Regions from separate parts of the Mus musculus genome. Here region 1 is linked to region 2. The links are chromatin loops, found by intact Hi-C in ENCODE. Cell type or tissue: left cerebral cortex. All regions are shown on one strand. Region 1 overlaps Lamc2 (laminin, gamma 2). Region 2 overlaps Lamc1 (laminin, gamma 1).

Region 1 (8,000 bases), 110 kb after region 2:
TTCAACAGCAGACTTTGTACCCAAGCAGTCCATCCAAACACAAAGTCAGAAGTTCTGTGTTGGCTCATTTTCGCACTTTCCCCTTCCTTAGGGACAGATTGCTTGAGATACCAGGTTCTCTCCTCAAACAGCTTTATTTGGGAGCCAAGTGAGACTATGTCATTATGGTAGATCATTTATATTTTTCCATTTTTGTCACACTGGGATATACAAGGAGCTGGGCAAAAGGTATGATACCTGTCCTAATCCAAAGTGACCTGTATCCAGGCATCCTGTGGGCTGCACCTGTGGGCTGCACCTGTGGGCTGCACCTGTGGGCTGCACCTGTGGGCTGCACCTGTGGGCTGCACCTGTGGGCTGCACCTGTGGGCTGCGAAGGTCTGAAGTCGTGATGTTGCTTCCTGGTTATTTCTTGCAGGTGAAATTATGGTTAAGATATAATTACCGAGACTTACAGGGTTGGTCTCACCTAAAACACTGGCTTTAGAGTCAGCCTGACCTGGCAAAATTTTTTGGTTTATTCACTTGTTAATGCCTGTCTTAGTCACTGTTCTATTGCTGTAATGAGACCCCATGACCAAGGCTGCTTATAAAAGAAAACATTTAATTGGGGCTTGCTTACAGTTTCAGAGGGCGAGTCCATTCTCATCATGGCGGGGCACAGTAGCTGAGAGCTGACATCCTGATCTGTAGGCAGCATGCAGAGGAAGAGAGTGGGCCTGGCTGGGGGGTTTTGAAACCTCAAAGTCACTCCCAGTGACACACCTCCTCCAACAAGGCCACATCCCCTAATCCTTCCCAAATAGTCCACCAGCTGGTAACCAAACAGTCAAATATATGAACCTATGGGGAGGTCATCCTTGTTCAGCCATCACAGTGTTCTCAGTAACTTTTCAGGCTCTTCAACTGCTTGAAGTCTGGCTCTTCATCTGCTAAATGAAAGCATTAGTAGTAAGCAAGCTTGCAGACTTGGCAAAAGGATGGCTATTGTGAGTTGCCTTGCACAGCTGGGTCCATCCACACTTTCGTTAGAGAGTCTGGAGTACAGGTACTGTAAGTTCGGATGCGCAGCAATGAGTAGGAGACACATACCATGCCTTGGTGAGAGACTGGGGCATGTGTCCTCAAAGGTCTGGATCATATCTCTGGGGGAGGTATGGCTAGAGATGATCAAGATGCAGAGAAGAGCGTGATAGAAGAGTAGCTGCGAATCTGGCTATGAAGAGCTATATGCTATAGGCGGTATAGGGCACCTTGTAAGCAAAGAAATGTTGCTGAGAGTTAGTGGGCAGGAGTGGTTGAGCGTGTTCACGTTTTTAGAGAGGCCACTGTGGGGCTCAGAGGATAGAGTCAAGTGAGGAGAGCCAATAAAAGGCCACTGCAATAATCCAAGGGAGAGATGATGGTAGTGAAACACCCAAGGAGAAAGAGACTACGGAAACTCAGAAGGCACAATCTAAAGAACTTGGTGACCCACTAAGTACCTGATAAACTTGTGAGGACCTGTTACATTGTATCTAGGGACTTTCAGGGCTTCTCTTTCATCTCTTCTCAACAGCCCAAGAAAGGTGCTAAGCTTTCCATCCTGTTCAGGCAGACCTGCTCCAGGACTTACCCAACAACGAAGGTAAAACATTAGACACAAACCTAAGCCAGATTAGAATTTCAACCCTTGGCTTTCATGTCAGCCCTCCTTGCTCTTCGTTGCTCACTAGAACGCATCACATAGTGATTTATCAAATCCTCTGCTCCTAAGAACATGCCCAAAACGTGTAAGGTGGCCTTGAACTTTCTGATGGAAGTTGAATCTCTCATCTCTTCCTCCCAAAAATATTCTGGCCAGCCTGATTCTGAAAACACTTAGCAGCATATATGTAGTAGCCATTTGTCTCATTTGTGTTTAACTTAGTGAGTCACATGAATATATTTAAAGTCATATAACATATAAAGTGACATACTTTTGATTTGTTTGTCTTTCATGAAATAATTGCATCCATGAGGTAATTTACACTCAAACTCAGAATCCAGATGTTTGTAGTCGTCGTCGCCTTCTTCTTCTTCTTCTTCTTCTTCTTCTTCTTCTTCTTCTTCTTCTTCTTCTTCTTCTTCTTCCTCTTCTTCTTCCTCTTCTTCCTCTTCCTCTTCTTCCTCTTCTTCTTCTTCCTCTTCTTCTTCCTCTTCTTCTTCCTCTTCTTCTTCCTCTTCTTCTTCCTCTTCTTCTTCTTCTTCTTCTTCTTCTTCTTCTTCTTATTCCTCTTCCTCTTCCTCTTCTTCTTCTTTCTTCTTCTTCTTCTTCTTCTTCTTCTTCTTCTTCTTCTATTTATTTATTTATTTATTTATTTAATGTATATGAGTACATTGTAGCTGTCTTCAGACACGTCAGAAGAGGACAACAGATGTCATGTTACAGATGGTTGTGAGCCACCATGTGGTTGCTCAGAATGGAACTCAGGACCTGTGGAAGAGCAGTCAGTGCTCTTAACCGCTGAGCCATCTCTCCAGCACCGATGCTTGTCTTCTTAAAGCTATTTCCACACAGTTTCTTACTTCAGATACCTTGAGATGTGATTCAATTCCATTGAGCCTTTTTTTTTTTTTTTTTGAGGAGGCAGGGCTAGGGTTTCACTGTGTGGTCCAGGGAGCTCATGACCTGTTGCCTCTATCTTCTGAGTGTTCAGGATCTAGGTTTGAGCTACTATGCCTGGCTTTGAATCTCTTTCTATTGTCAGCTGAAAATACTGGGTTTTTAAAACAGTTAAAGGGTTTAAAGATTTCTGGAGCACGTTGTGATCTTCAGAGCAGTCTCCTTGAACTTATCTGTGACAGCTTCCAACACTCATGATTGTGAGATTAGAGATGAGGTGTTCTGTTAGACGACTTGGCATTTTTCTTAGTGGTAAGTATCCAATATATTGAGTGAGGTAATTTTAGCTTAATGTCTTCCCCAGATAACACTTAAGTCATTGAGGAAGTAGTATATAAGATTTTAAAAAATGACTTAAATGTGACACTGCCCCAGGAATAATTTTTTTTTGTTTTTGTTTTTGTTTTGTTTTGTTTTGTTTGTTTTGTTTTGTTTTTCGAGACAGGGTTTCTCTGTGTAGCCTTGGCTGTCCTGGAACTCACTTTGTAGACCAGGCTGGCCTCGAACTCAGAAATCTGCCTGCCTCTGCTCCCAAGTGCTGGGATTAAAGGTGTGTGCCACCATGCCCGGCTAGGAATAATTAAATACACACACACACACACACACACACACACACACAACAGGGATAGAGAATTGGGATGCAGTGTAAGCTGGGAAGTCCCCTGGGGACATTCATTTTGGCATCCTAAACTGGGGCAGTTGATTTAGCTTAAGTGGTCTACGAGACTGTTGACTTGTGATCATATTTATGGGAAAGTCAGGATATGAGATTACCCCATTGAGGCAATTCCGGGAATGTTTCCCATTTAAGTCCTCGGTAGCTCAACCATACTGACATTTGTTCTTTTTCTGGGGAAATTTGCAAGGTAAGAAACCAGACCGGAATCATTGCTCTCAGAGCAATACAGAACCAAGAGCCCCAGGGTTCTGGGATTCTCTAATTTAGTTACAAATGAAGCTTAGCAGATTGCTGAGGCATTCCTGGGGCTGTGTTGTAACATAAGCCCTAGATAGATGATGTAATGTTTGAACCACCTCCAAAGCCAAAAGCTGTCTTTTTCGGTGCCTGTGGGTGACTATGTGTCTGCAGACATCCCTCCCTGCTGAACAAACATATGCATCTTCACAGCACATCTGTGAAAGAAGGCGAGTGTGGCGGCTGTTCCTCCAACAGCAGCCAACAAATGGCTGCAGTCTTTCCCTTCTGTGGCATGGGAGGAGAGGTGGAGATCACGGAGCCAAGGGTCTGCGTCCCAGCCTTCCTCAGGCAAAGCGGAGCCATTACAGAACCCCCAACTGTATCTTGTCCAGATTATATTTTATTTATCATGGGAGTATGCATTTCTGTGTTGGAAAAGAAAATCAAATTGCAGCCAAATCACTTCCCACAACGAATTCAAAACTAGACAGATTACCTAAACCTTGAGCTGCACTTTATGTGGAAGACGTCTTACAACAAAGGCTTACACATCCCCATTGGTTCCTAGAGCCACATGCTTATCCCTGTCCAGAGCAGGGCAGGGCCTAAGTAGGAGCTCCATTCCTTCTGAAGTAACCTTGCTTAGTCCCACAGGACCGAATGAGAGTGTATCAGGCACTGAGAGTGTATTGGACACTGAATGAGAGTGGACCTAAGAGATCTCTATGCAACCTCTTGTTTTCTAAGAGAGGATGATGATAATCAGGGAGGTAAAATCACTGCCTGGTTTCCCATAGCCAAGTTGGGTTCAGCAAGAAGAATGCATGTATGCATGCCAGGGAAGTTGAGAACCAAAGACTGCCTTAGCTAGAATCCTACAGTTAGTAACAGGGCCAAGACTCACCTGTACATCAATGTTTAATTTTAATTCCCAAGGTAATCTTGACTTATCTCTCTCTCTTTTTTTTTTTTTTTGGTTTTTCGAGACAGGGTTTCTCTGTATAGCCCTGGCTGTCCTGGAACTCACTTTGTAGACTAGGCTGGCCTCGAACTCAGAAATCCTCCTGCCTCTGCCTCCGGAGTGCTGGGATTAAAGGCGTGTACCACCACGCCCGGCTTATCTCTCATTTTTAAAAAGCAAAAACAACCTCCCAAATTATCTATCATATATATATATATACATATACAGACACACACACACACACACATATATATATATATACACATATATATTCCGTTTTAGTCATAAGAGGGGATTATGGAAGCTTTTAAATACATTTTGTTTATGTGTATACATGTGTGTCTGTGTGTCTGTATGCCACTTGCTTCTGTGGAGTCCTGGTGCTGGAGTTACAGGTGATTGTGAGCCACCCAGTATGGGTGCTGAGAACCAAACCCAGGTCCTCTTGAAGAGCAGCAAGTACTCTTAACCACAGAGCCATCTTTCCAGCCTCTTATTTCTCATTCTTGTTGTATATGTTTGTTTAAATTGATTTCAGTGGCTGGAGAGATGGTGCAGGTGTTAAGAGCAGAAGTTGTTCTTCTAGAGGAGCTGACTTCAGCTCCCAGCATCCATGTCAGGTTGCTTACAACTGCCCATGACTCTAGCTCCAAGGGATCCAATGCCCAGTTCTGGTCTTTGAGGTCACCTGCACACACATGGCGTGCATACACATACTTAACACTTGTATTTTATTTTTCTTTACATGTATGGGTGCTTCATCTGCATGTATGTCTGTGCACCATATGAGTACCTGGTGTCCTTTGTTCACCCCCAACTTTGGTTTTGGTAAAAGTGGATTCCCAGCATTTGAAGATCCTTTCTCATCTTGGCTTAACCTTCTCTTCCATAACAATGGATCCCGTGTTGATCCTAACCTGTGCTCTTACCTCATCCAGGATGTGGTAGGAATCTTTGCCTTCTGAGCTCTGTGGAGACCCAAGGCAAGGCCACAGCTCATGTGACTAAGAAGCAAAAGTGGAGAAGCAGCGTTCTCACCCACTGACGTATAGGACTTGTCGCTTCTACCACCTGGTGGAGTATCTATGGTCCATTCTCTTCAGCTATTTGTTGCTTCCCTTGGTGGGTGCATACATGTAGCTAAGCCCCCAAGAGCCCATTAATTGATTCTTCTGACTTCAAGCAATACAAGTTTAGACTTTTTTCAAGTAGGATTCTTGCAAATGCACTCTATGCACATTTTCCAAACCTCATAAAGGCACAATAATTACAGCCGTTCACTTGATAAAACTGAGACGTGTCACAGTGCATAGTAGACACATACTTTTTAAAGCATATATAGTAGTGATAGCCAGAAACTGTGGCTGATATTTATCTATGAAAACTTATTGCTTAAAAAAAATCAATTAGGGATGTAGGGGAAATTTTTGTCTGCCTTGGGCTCTGGTGTCCTTATGAAGTATTATGGGAGGCGCCCCAGGTAAGAACTCCAGGTCACCAGACTGAGTCACACACATGATTCCAAGCCTAGGTTGTGACATGTTTAATGCACTGATAGTGAAGGTAGGAACCTTCTTTAGCTCATATTCCAAAGAAGAGTGTGGCCATGGGCATCTCCTTGTCTCTTGGTCACTGTGGACTGTTTGCAGTTGAAGAGACTTATTCATGTTCTGTCATCCAGGATTGCTGGGGTGATACATAAGACACTCAAACCCTGTCCATCCTCTGTGTCCTGCTGTGGCCTCAACCACACTGCATGGACAGCACATGGCTCAGGCAAGGGACATCTCAGCAGTCTTGGCTATGCTGGCTTAAAATACATCTGGGGGAAAAAAAAGTGGAGGAGAGAGAGAGAGGAAAAAAAGGAATTCCATTAAAGATCTCTTGGTGAGGGAAATACTCGTATTCTAATTATACACTAAATTGTATCATTCTTTAAAGGGATTAAACTGGAAGCAGACATTCACACACTAAGCCATAAAGTTCAAGACAAGTTTGAAGGGTGAACTAGTCATACTTTGTTTTATTTAGTTAGATTGAATATTCTGATTTCAGAAAGAGATGTCTCATAGAGGAGATTTTCAAACTAGGAAGTCTTCATGAGCCTCTCATTATCACACATAAGCATGGCAGAAGGTCATGTTTTCATCTTAAGTAGCTCAGATCTGAAGTCTGAGTGCAGTTGATACCAAGTGACAACTGACAGGCTTGTTTTGCTTTGGAATTTCATAAGGATTGTGTGATTTGAATAGTTGTAAAAATGTATCTAAGAACACATTATGGGGGCTGGAGAGATGGCTCAGCAGTTAAGAGCACTAACTACTCTTCTGGAGGTCCTGAGTTCAAATCCCAGTAACCACATGGTGGCTCACAACCATCTGTAATGAGATCTGATGCCCTCTTCTGGTGTGTCTGAAGACAGCTACAGTGTACTTACATGTAATAATAAATAAATCTTAAAAAAAAAACAAAAAACAAAAAAAGAGCACATTATAACAGAGCCCTGCTAAAAGGACACCTCTGATCATTGCTCTTGCATTTTTGGAAGCCTGTGGCAAGTGTTTTAAAAGGGAGTAAATATTCTTAACCTAAACCCTATTTACCAAGTTCAGACCAGATAAATCTCTTCCTGCAGGACCTCATGATAGGCGAGTTCTTGGAAATGAGAAGGCAGTAGATCTATCCATCCACACATGCATACATGCATACATGCATACATACATTTAGTTGAATTCCATTCTCTCTCTTCCTCCCTCACTCCCTTTTCTTTCAGTTGTTTTATGCTAACATAGTCAGAACTATTGAGACATCCCTTGCTTGACAGTATTATAAAAGAATTGTAAACAAAGTGGGGAGGGTTTGCTATAGGAGACCCGTCCTTTAACTCTGAAGTAGGGGGTGGTGTCTAAGAGGACAAATTAACATCTAATGTTTAGTGTAATTTCTTTGAACAAAGGAAAGGGCTATTTGAAAATTTTCTTACCCTAACTCAGTACTCTTCCCCATGATGGCTTTCCTTTACAAAGCAAGAGTCGTAAGAAGCATCGGAAAGAAGGATATCAACTAAACAGTATATGCCAGGCTGCTAGAAGTTCTTCCAACTCAGCTCCTTGGAAAAGTGAGGCAGAAGGACCTCAGTTTCAAGGCCTGTTTGGGCTATTAGAGCAAATACAAAACTAACCTGGGCGATGTGAATGAGGCTGTCAAAATAAAAGAATGTAAGGACTCTGTGGTAGACCAGTAGGCTCAGTCCTCACTGCAGTAGATAAATAGATAGGTTGTTAGATAGATAGATCGATAGATAGATAGATAGATAGATAGATAGACAGATCGATAGATGCATACATACCTACATAAATACATAGAAGATAGATGATATAAATATAGATACATACACATATACACACATTGAAGATAGATGATAGGTAGATACATACATACATACATACATACATAGAAGATAGATGATAGAAAGA
Region 2 (8,000 bases):
AGGTGGGATCTGGCGTTTCTAGAATAAGAAGGGATACCTACAAATGGCAATAGAAATTTCCCTTACCTTCTGTGGTTAGCTCAAGGTCTGATTTATTAACCCCTCCCCCCCCCCAGGTGCTTTGAATTAAATGTATGACCTTGTGTATCCCCAGCTTTCACCTTCCAGTTTCCCACCTAAACCCATTCATTATTAGTGTAGTGTGAACTGTCAGCAGTATGAACGAAATCCGATCTGTGCTTACTGTTTTTACAACACTTCCTGTTATTATCGCGATACCACACACTTCCAAATGTTCTCTGACACTTACATACAGTTTCAGCCCACAAGAGCATTTTATTAGTATTATTTTTAATACTAATATACTAATTTATACTTTTAGTGCTTTTAATACTAATTAGTCTAATTAGTACTAATTATAAATATTAGTGTTATTTTTCCCCTGCTAGTGATTTCTTAATTTTGTCTTTGTTACAAAAAGCAAAAGTAGTTTGAGATCAAGCCAGAACCAGATTTACTGGTTTATAATAAATAAACAACACTGTACATTTTATCCCTGTTCTTCAGGGTTCCGAGCATAGCCGTTACCGTTTTCCTTGGGCATTAACTGGAATATATTTAACTATGACTACAGTTTGTTTGAGGAAGCGGATTGAGAAAACGCAGGAAAGGCTCATGGTGCCTGGCTAGAGATGCTGAGAGTCTTACAGCCCAGCTGCCTGGGTTCAAGTCACATTTCTCTGTTCTCTATGTACCGGAGGGTGATGCACTGTGCTTACAAATGTCGACATCCCTCACCAATTGGCAGTTTAACTTTGAACATGTAAATGATCATTGTAAGCCCACTTTTGAAAGACTGAGTATAGGGGAGAGTATAGGTTTAAGCAGGTGGTGCAAGCCTACCTTTAATCCCAGTACTCAGAGCTCTGTGAAGAGCCTGGTCTACAGAGCAAGTTCCAAGATAGCCAAGAGAAACTCTGCCCCCAAAAAACAAAAACAAAACCAAATCAACCCAAAATTCAGCTGGTTGTAGGGACTCATGTCTTTAATCAGAGTAGAGGCAGGCAGCGCTGTTTGAGTTCAAGGCTAACCTAAGGTGAATTCGGGGTAGCCAGGGTTATATAGAGAGAACCTACATCAACCCCTTCCTCCTAAATTTAAATCAAAGCTGAACATTGTCTGGTCCATACACTTTATTTTATTGGTCTACATATTTTAAAATTTAATAACATTTTCATATTACAAACTATACTGTTTCAAGGTTTCATGTTGTGTCAGTTTCTGAAGAACTCTGGTCATGATTGGTTTTTTTGTTTGTTTGTTTTGTTTTTGTGTTTTGGGTTTTGTTTGTTTGTTTGTTTGTTTGTTTGTTTTGAGACAGCATTTCTCTGTGTAAGCAGACCTGGCTGTCCTGGAACTCACTGTAGACCAGGCTGGTCTTGAACTCACAGAGAGATCCACTTGCCCCCACCCCCAAGTGCTAGGATTACAGGCATGTGCCACCACCATCAGCTAGGACGCTGTTTGTTTTTTGTAAACTGTCCATATAAGCATTTTAACTTGTATTTTTTGCACAGAAAAGCCTAGTGGAAAACACTAAGTTCTGGGTACTGGGGATGGAACTCGATTGGTAGAGTGCTTGTTTCCTGGGCACCAAGCCCTCGGATTCAATCCCTAGAATCACATAAACTGGTGTCCCAAGTCACTTTTCTATATGTGATAAAACGCTATGACCAAGGCAACTTACAAAAGAAAGCTGGATAATTGTGCTTATGGTTTCAGAAGGCGGGGAAAGTGCGTGGATGTGGAGTAAAGGAATGGCAGCCAGAACAGGCGAGAGCTCAGGTCTCCACTGTAAGCAGGAGGCAGAGAGCACACTGGGAAAGTCTTCTGAAACCCTGGCTTGGCCCCTAGTGACATACTCCCTCCTGTAAAGCTATGCCTCCCAGTCCTTCCCAAACAGTTCTACCAACTGAGAACCAAGTATTCAAACAAATGAGCCTGTGGGGCCTGTTCCCATTCAAACCACCACAACTGGCTATGGTGGTGTATGCTCGTAAACTTTGTATTTGATGATGGAGGCAGAAGGGTCAGAAGTTCAAGGCTGTCTTTCTTTCGGAGTTTGAGGTCAGCCTAGGATAGATAGGATTCTTATAACAACAACAACAACAACCCCAAGTCCAAGAATTTTATTATTTGTCGTGCTAATGCATGTTGGAAGCAAGAACAAGGTAAGGAAATATAAATTTACCTTAATGTCCTACTATTTTGTGTGATGAGAGATTCAGCAAAAGTGAATTTTATTTACTTAGTATTTTATTTTACTTAGTGTTACCATTTGGAGGCTAACTTTCTTTGTTGTTTCAAGGAGATTTGGGATGGGGGTGGAAGGGGAAAGAGAGAGAGAGAGAGAATATGAGAATATGAGAATGTGCATGTGTAGTTAATGGGTGCCCACTGCTGAAGATGAAGAGTGCTTCCTTTTAAAGGTGAGTGTTTGTAGTCCAACTGGATTGCTGTGAAAGCCAGGGAAATGCAGATAGTCACCCAGTTCAGAACCCAGGCAGCTAATCCACTAAGTCTCGGTTGCCGATCAGTAGCAGACATTGTGAGTTTGAGAGGAGAGCCCTTGCCAGTACCGTGGTCCAGAGAAGGTCTCTTTGCCAATCTTGGTCTAATTCCTGCAGATCCTGACTTTGTTTTCCGAAGACATTTCTAGGTGCCATCATAGTGGTCATAGAAGTTGAAGTAAAATGAGGTAGGAAAGTTGTTGAGTTAGACCTCGTGGACCAAGGTCCTGATCCCAGGAGAGAATGGCCCATTTGAGTAAGCCGGAGCAGTTTGGGATACCCATGCCCCGCACATGGAAGAAGCTTCGTTAAGTTCATAAGTCATCAAGAGTGATTCAGTGAGTGGGCAGGTGAATGAATATTCTGGATTATAGCGTTAAGGACGACACTTGGCCAGTGTTTATACCCTTGTTACAGAGTGTGTCTACCCTTCCCTGAGTCCTTTGGAGAACTGAAGTATTCTGAGTAAGGGGAGGAAATGATCGGGCTTTTGTTTCTAGTTGAAGGTAGAGTAGTAATCAGGGAGCACTTACTCACCGGAAGCGGTGAGGGGAAAGGAGCCTTGTTTTTAAAGATTTATTTTATGTATATGGCTACACTGTAGCTGTCTTCAGACACATCAGAAGAGGTCATCAGATCCCGTTACAAACGGTTGTGAGCCACCATGTGGTTGCTGGGAATTGAACTCAGGACCTCTGGAAGAGCGTGCTCTTGAGTCCGTCCACTGAGCCATCTCTCCAGCCCAGAGCTATTTTTTCAACCAGTAATTTGACGTTGTTCATAATGTAACGTTTTATAAACTATAAAGGTTGAAGGATTTTTTTTTCCTGCTTGAATTCTGTGGGGTTTTTCTCAAAGTCTTCAGTGGGAGTTTTCAGTACCTCTGTCATGGCATCTGTGGCAGATCCATTAGTATGTAAAGAATTGTAGGACAGGTGGAAGAGTTACTGAGCAGTGGGCGGGGTGAGCTGAAAGAGAAGAATCCTACAGAAGCGGGCCTGCTGGAAGGTAAAGTGTGGGATCCGTGGATGTATTGCCTGAGATGGTGTGTGAGTGTGTGGGAGGTGCTTGTTCTCACTTCCTGTTTCAGCACAGCCTGCCACCTGCTGTGGCGCTATACAAAGTAACAACACCATTAAAGACTGTCTAGTTAAGGTATCAGGTTTTGTACTGTCAGGAAGCAGGGTGCCTTTGGTTTTGGTTTTTGGTTTTGTTTTCTTTGGATTTGTCACAAAAGGCTGCTCCCAAGCCTTTTTGAAAATTGGTGTGTGTGTGTGTGTGTGTGTGTGTGTGTGTGTGTGTGTGTGTGTGTGTGAGAATGTGGGCGTATGTGTGGAGGTCAGAGGGCATCCTCTGGGTGTTGGTCACCACCTTCCACTTTGAGACATAGTCTGGTTTGAAGCAGCATATACCAGGAGAGCTGGCCCACGTGCTCCTGGGCATTCTCCTGTCTCTCCCTCCCATCTTCTTGCAGGAGTGCTGAGATTACAGACCGGAGCTCTCATGCCTACTTATGTCGGTTCTGGGGAGCTAGATTCCAGCCCTCTCTTTACCCCTTAGGTCCCATGCTCAGAATGTTGAACAATGACATTCCTACTCTTACACAAGTCTGATGAGTGTTGCACCAACATTGACTTGTGGACTGCTTCTTTCAAAAGGTGACACTCATAAGAGGGTCACCTTTCCCGTGTGAACATTCATTGCACATTTGTACTTTTCACTGTTGAACTTGGTGCCTAAGATATCCCCTCCCCAGTATATTTTGAAATCGTTAACTAGGCTCCCAAGGACAGGAGGGAAGTGCTCCCCCAGAAGGGAATGCGATTGGTAAGTAAGCTTTGTCAAATGTGACTCTTAGTGTGGACAATGAATTCATGTATTCAGTACATCATCCCTAACTGGAAACACACATGAAACGTGGGTACACATTGATCAGTTGCTGTCAGTGTTGTGACCAAAGGAACGATTGGTTCTGAATTCTTCAACTCGTTGTTGGGCTGTAGGAAATAAATAAATGAGTGGGAAACGTATTAGTCTGAGCTGAGATAGTTGGTTGTCAGTGATTGTGGGGAATGTCTTTTCTTTAATTTTGTGAGGCTGGGTCTCACTGGAGCCGAGGCTGGCCTTGCATTCCTGGCAATTCTGTGACTTCAGCTTCCAAGATTCATATAGACATTGGCTCTTAAGTCAAACTTTAAGAAAAACAAAAAAACAAATAGGATTCCTTTTTACTTCTGTGTAGTCTGTCAGAGCAGATGCTCGCAGAGGCCAGAGGAGTCCGCTGACCCTCCTGGAGCTGGAGTTATGGGAGGTTCTTAGCTGCTCAGTGTAGATGCTGGGACTGAACTGGTGTTCTCTGTAAGAGCAGTATGGTCCCTTAACCACTGAGCCATCTCTCCAGCCCCCAGCTTATGCTCTTTAAAAATACAGAAAAATATTTTGAAAATAGACAAGGTTATCTTGTAATAAGAACAAATCATTATGTAGAAGTAGTCTAACTTTCTGAACTCCTTGTGTATGAGTGTGGCATGTACACACATATGTACAAGTATGCATGCCTGTACATACGTGTATATGTGGGGGTTAGAGAGGGATGTCAGATACCGTACTCTGTTACACTTTTCCTTTATACCTTTGAGACAGGCTCTCTCACTGAACCTGGAGCTATGGTAGCCAGAAAGCCTGTGTCTGTGTCCTCCCACCCCCACCCTGGACAGTACATATGTTACAGGCACCAGTGTGGCCACGCCTGGACTTTAAATGTGTGTTCAGCTCTAAGCTCAGGTCCTCATTTGTGGAGCAAGAGCTCTTACCCGGTGAGCCATCTGAACTCGTGTAGCTCTACTGTTGATTGGTAATGTCTGCGACAGTGTGACCACGTGAGCTTCCGAGTCTAGATGAAATCTTGTTGCGGCTTGTTCATAGACTGACATGAGGTATGAGGTATTTAATCCCAGAGGTCCTTGCAGAGACTGGAAAGAGTGCTTTGAGAGTCCACTTTCTTAGAAGCCCGGAGTTACCGGTGAGGTGTCCCTCCTTGCAGGGACTGTCAATGTGGCATTCCTTTTGCAAAGACACTAGAGGGATGGGTGTCTCCAGAGGGAAGCCTTGCTTGGAGCTGGGCGATGTGGACTGTTTCCATAGGACTTGTAAGCTGACTGCCATGAAAGAGCACCTTTGGGTAAATGAATGACCTCTGAGTGGTGCAGACTGGAAGGCATCCATTGTAACACCATCGCCTAGGGCTTCCTTGTAATAGAATCAAAATAGAAGTTTTCCTTTTTAAATTCACTTTAATCCTTGATCTTCCTTTATATCTCATTTATACAAGGACACATTTCCATTCAAGTCTGTAAGAATCAAATATATTTGAGATCTTAAGACTGGCTACGTAGTTTCATCCAGAAGATGCCATTGTATGAAGACACAGAGGCCATGCAGTTGCTTCATTTGCGTCAGCTCTCAGGGTTTTCCACGCACTGTCCAACTGTGACTGGACTTTGTGGACCTTTCTTCTGCAAACATTACTAAATGTAAATCATTTTCCAAAATCATTTTAATCTGTGCCATATACAAACTATAGTACTGAGGGTAGACTCAATACTGCATGTACTGAGAAATATTTGTCTCATCTTTATCTTCAGTTACTTACTGCCACAGAGTTTTAAATCCTAGGGAATTTTCTGGTAGGAGCACATTTATTTCCTAAGTGAGAGGACTCGCTATGGGATCCTTCATAGCTTTAGTGGGGCCTGGGCATCGGAGAGACTCAACCATGTAACTGAGGTGGGCTTTGACTAGCTTGATCTTTGAGAAGAACAGCAGGGGGTGGGGACCATTCAGTCAAGTGTACTTAATGAAACCCTGATAAAAACCAGCTGTCAAGGCCAGATGACAGTTCCTGTTGCTAGGAGACGTTGATATCATGGGAGGAAGATACCTCTGGTTCCCTGGAAAGATGGCACAGAGTCCCACAACTTCAACTCTGTTACGCTTCGTCCTTCGTTTCTTCATTTGGCTGTTGTGATCTGTGCGTGTCCTTTGTGACAACACCATATTCAAAAATCGGAGCCATCTACTTATTCTATTGAGTTTTTGAACCTTTGGGGAATGTGAGAACCCCCAAATTTATAGCCAGTCAGAAGTGTAGGTGGCCTGGGGTCTCCTGAAGAAAAGTCAGCAAGACTAGGACAAAGTCTGTGGAGTCTTGTGCTCACCTCAGGATGCCCAGCTGGGGTGAATACGGGGTGCTATGTTTATCAGAACACAGTGAAGACTCACGGTTAGCTCAAGAGATACCCTGTAATCAATCATAGGTATAAATTGGTATCTTATTGTTTTATAAATGTATCCCACAGGTTAAAAAGCCTGAGCATCTTTTGTTTGATGACTGTAAATATTTCTAGTTCTTTTTAGACTCTTTGGAGGGTTTGAGGCAGTCCCGTCTGTAGCTGAGGCTGACCTTGAACCTTCAACATTGCTCATACCTCAGCCTCCCAAGGGCTGGGATTATGGGCACCAGCCACCACCCTCAGCTCAACTCCTGTTTTCTCAGTTTGTTTTTCTGCACTGGCTAGATCTTCAGGGTAACAACAAAACGTTATGTCAGTGTGGCATCATAGCACACACCTTAAATCCCAGTGCTCAGGAGGCTGAGGTAGGCAGCTCTCTGTGAAAGGCCAGTCTAGGAACTACAGAGTGCATTCTAGGATAGCCTGTGCTACATAGACCCTATCTCAAAAAACAAAACAAACAAACAAAAAATTAGGTGTCCTTAACATTTTTTCACTTTAAAGGGACCTTTTGTTAGATTTAGGGAGTTTTCTTTGAAATCTTTGCTTTAATAAAGTAGGGCTTTTATTATTAAGTAATATTGATAAAAAGTCCTTTTCTGAATCTACTGAACTGATTATATACTTTAATTTATAAAGACAAATGCCATGTTTTCAAAGAGTGTAAACCAACCATCCATTTCTAGAGTTAGGCCAGCTTCAGCATGTGTTATCTTTTTACATGTTCCCAGAGAGAACTCGGCTCTGTTTCTGATTATATTCAACTAGATTCCTGAGAACAATCATTCTGAGGGGGACGTGATCTCAAAGAGCTAACAAAATGGATGGGAATTTCTGGATATCAAACTCCCAAAAGGCGGGAGCCACAAAAATAAGCCCTGGCACATTTTCCAATTTGAAAAACATTTTCTTAACTACAAAAAGTTTTGACAACCCCATAGAGCAAAGGGTTTGAAATCCAGAGTTCAAGGCTTTTCCCAGGTAGGCATCGTGGTAAAGAGGACAGAAACACACCATCTTTGCTTCATGTGTACAGCCTAGGACAGTCAAGTCGTCACCTTGGATTAAGGTTGAGCCAGTCTGGTTTTACTCCCAGTTCATGGTATAAAGAATTGAACATTAAAAAAAAAAGAAGAAT

The links. A loop is a pair of places that touch in the nucleus more often than their neighbours do. Peaks named below come from ENCODE experiments on the same cell type or tissue, not always from the same donor. Only the 100,000 strongest peaks of a DNase experiment are listed, where the experiment ranks them.
Region 1: a loop joins it to region 2, with 13 times the contacts of the local background. A loop is called at or near these places in 2 of 42 quality-filtered maps.

Annotation. Positions count from the first base shown.
Region 1 is chr1:153,176,474-153,184,473 of GRCm38, reverse strand. The region is part of intron 2 of Lamc2 (laminin, gamma 2); the gene reads left to right. Among named protein-coding and RNA genes, the nearest start is that of Lamc2, 6.0 kb to the left of the region's middle. In left cerebral cortex, no CTCF peak of the experiment used is centred here; a DNase peak (open chromatin) is centred at 3,714; H3K27ac peaks cover 957 bases.
Region 2 is chr1:153,283,830-153,291,829 of GRCm38, reverse strand. All of the region lies in intron 1 of Lamc1 (laminin, gamma 1), which reads left to right. Among named protein-coding and RNA genes, the nearest start is that of Lamc1, 45 kb to the left of the region's middle. In left cerebral cortex, a CTCF peak has its summit at 3,675; DNase peaks (open chromatin) are centred at 3,603 and 4,000; H3K27ac peaks cover 272 bases.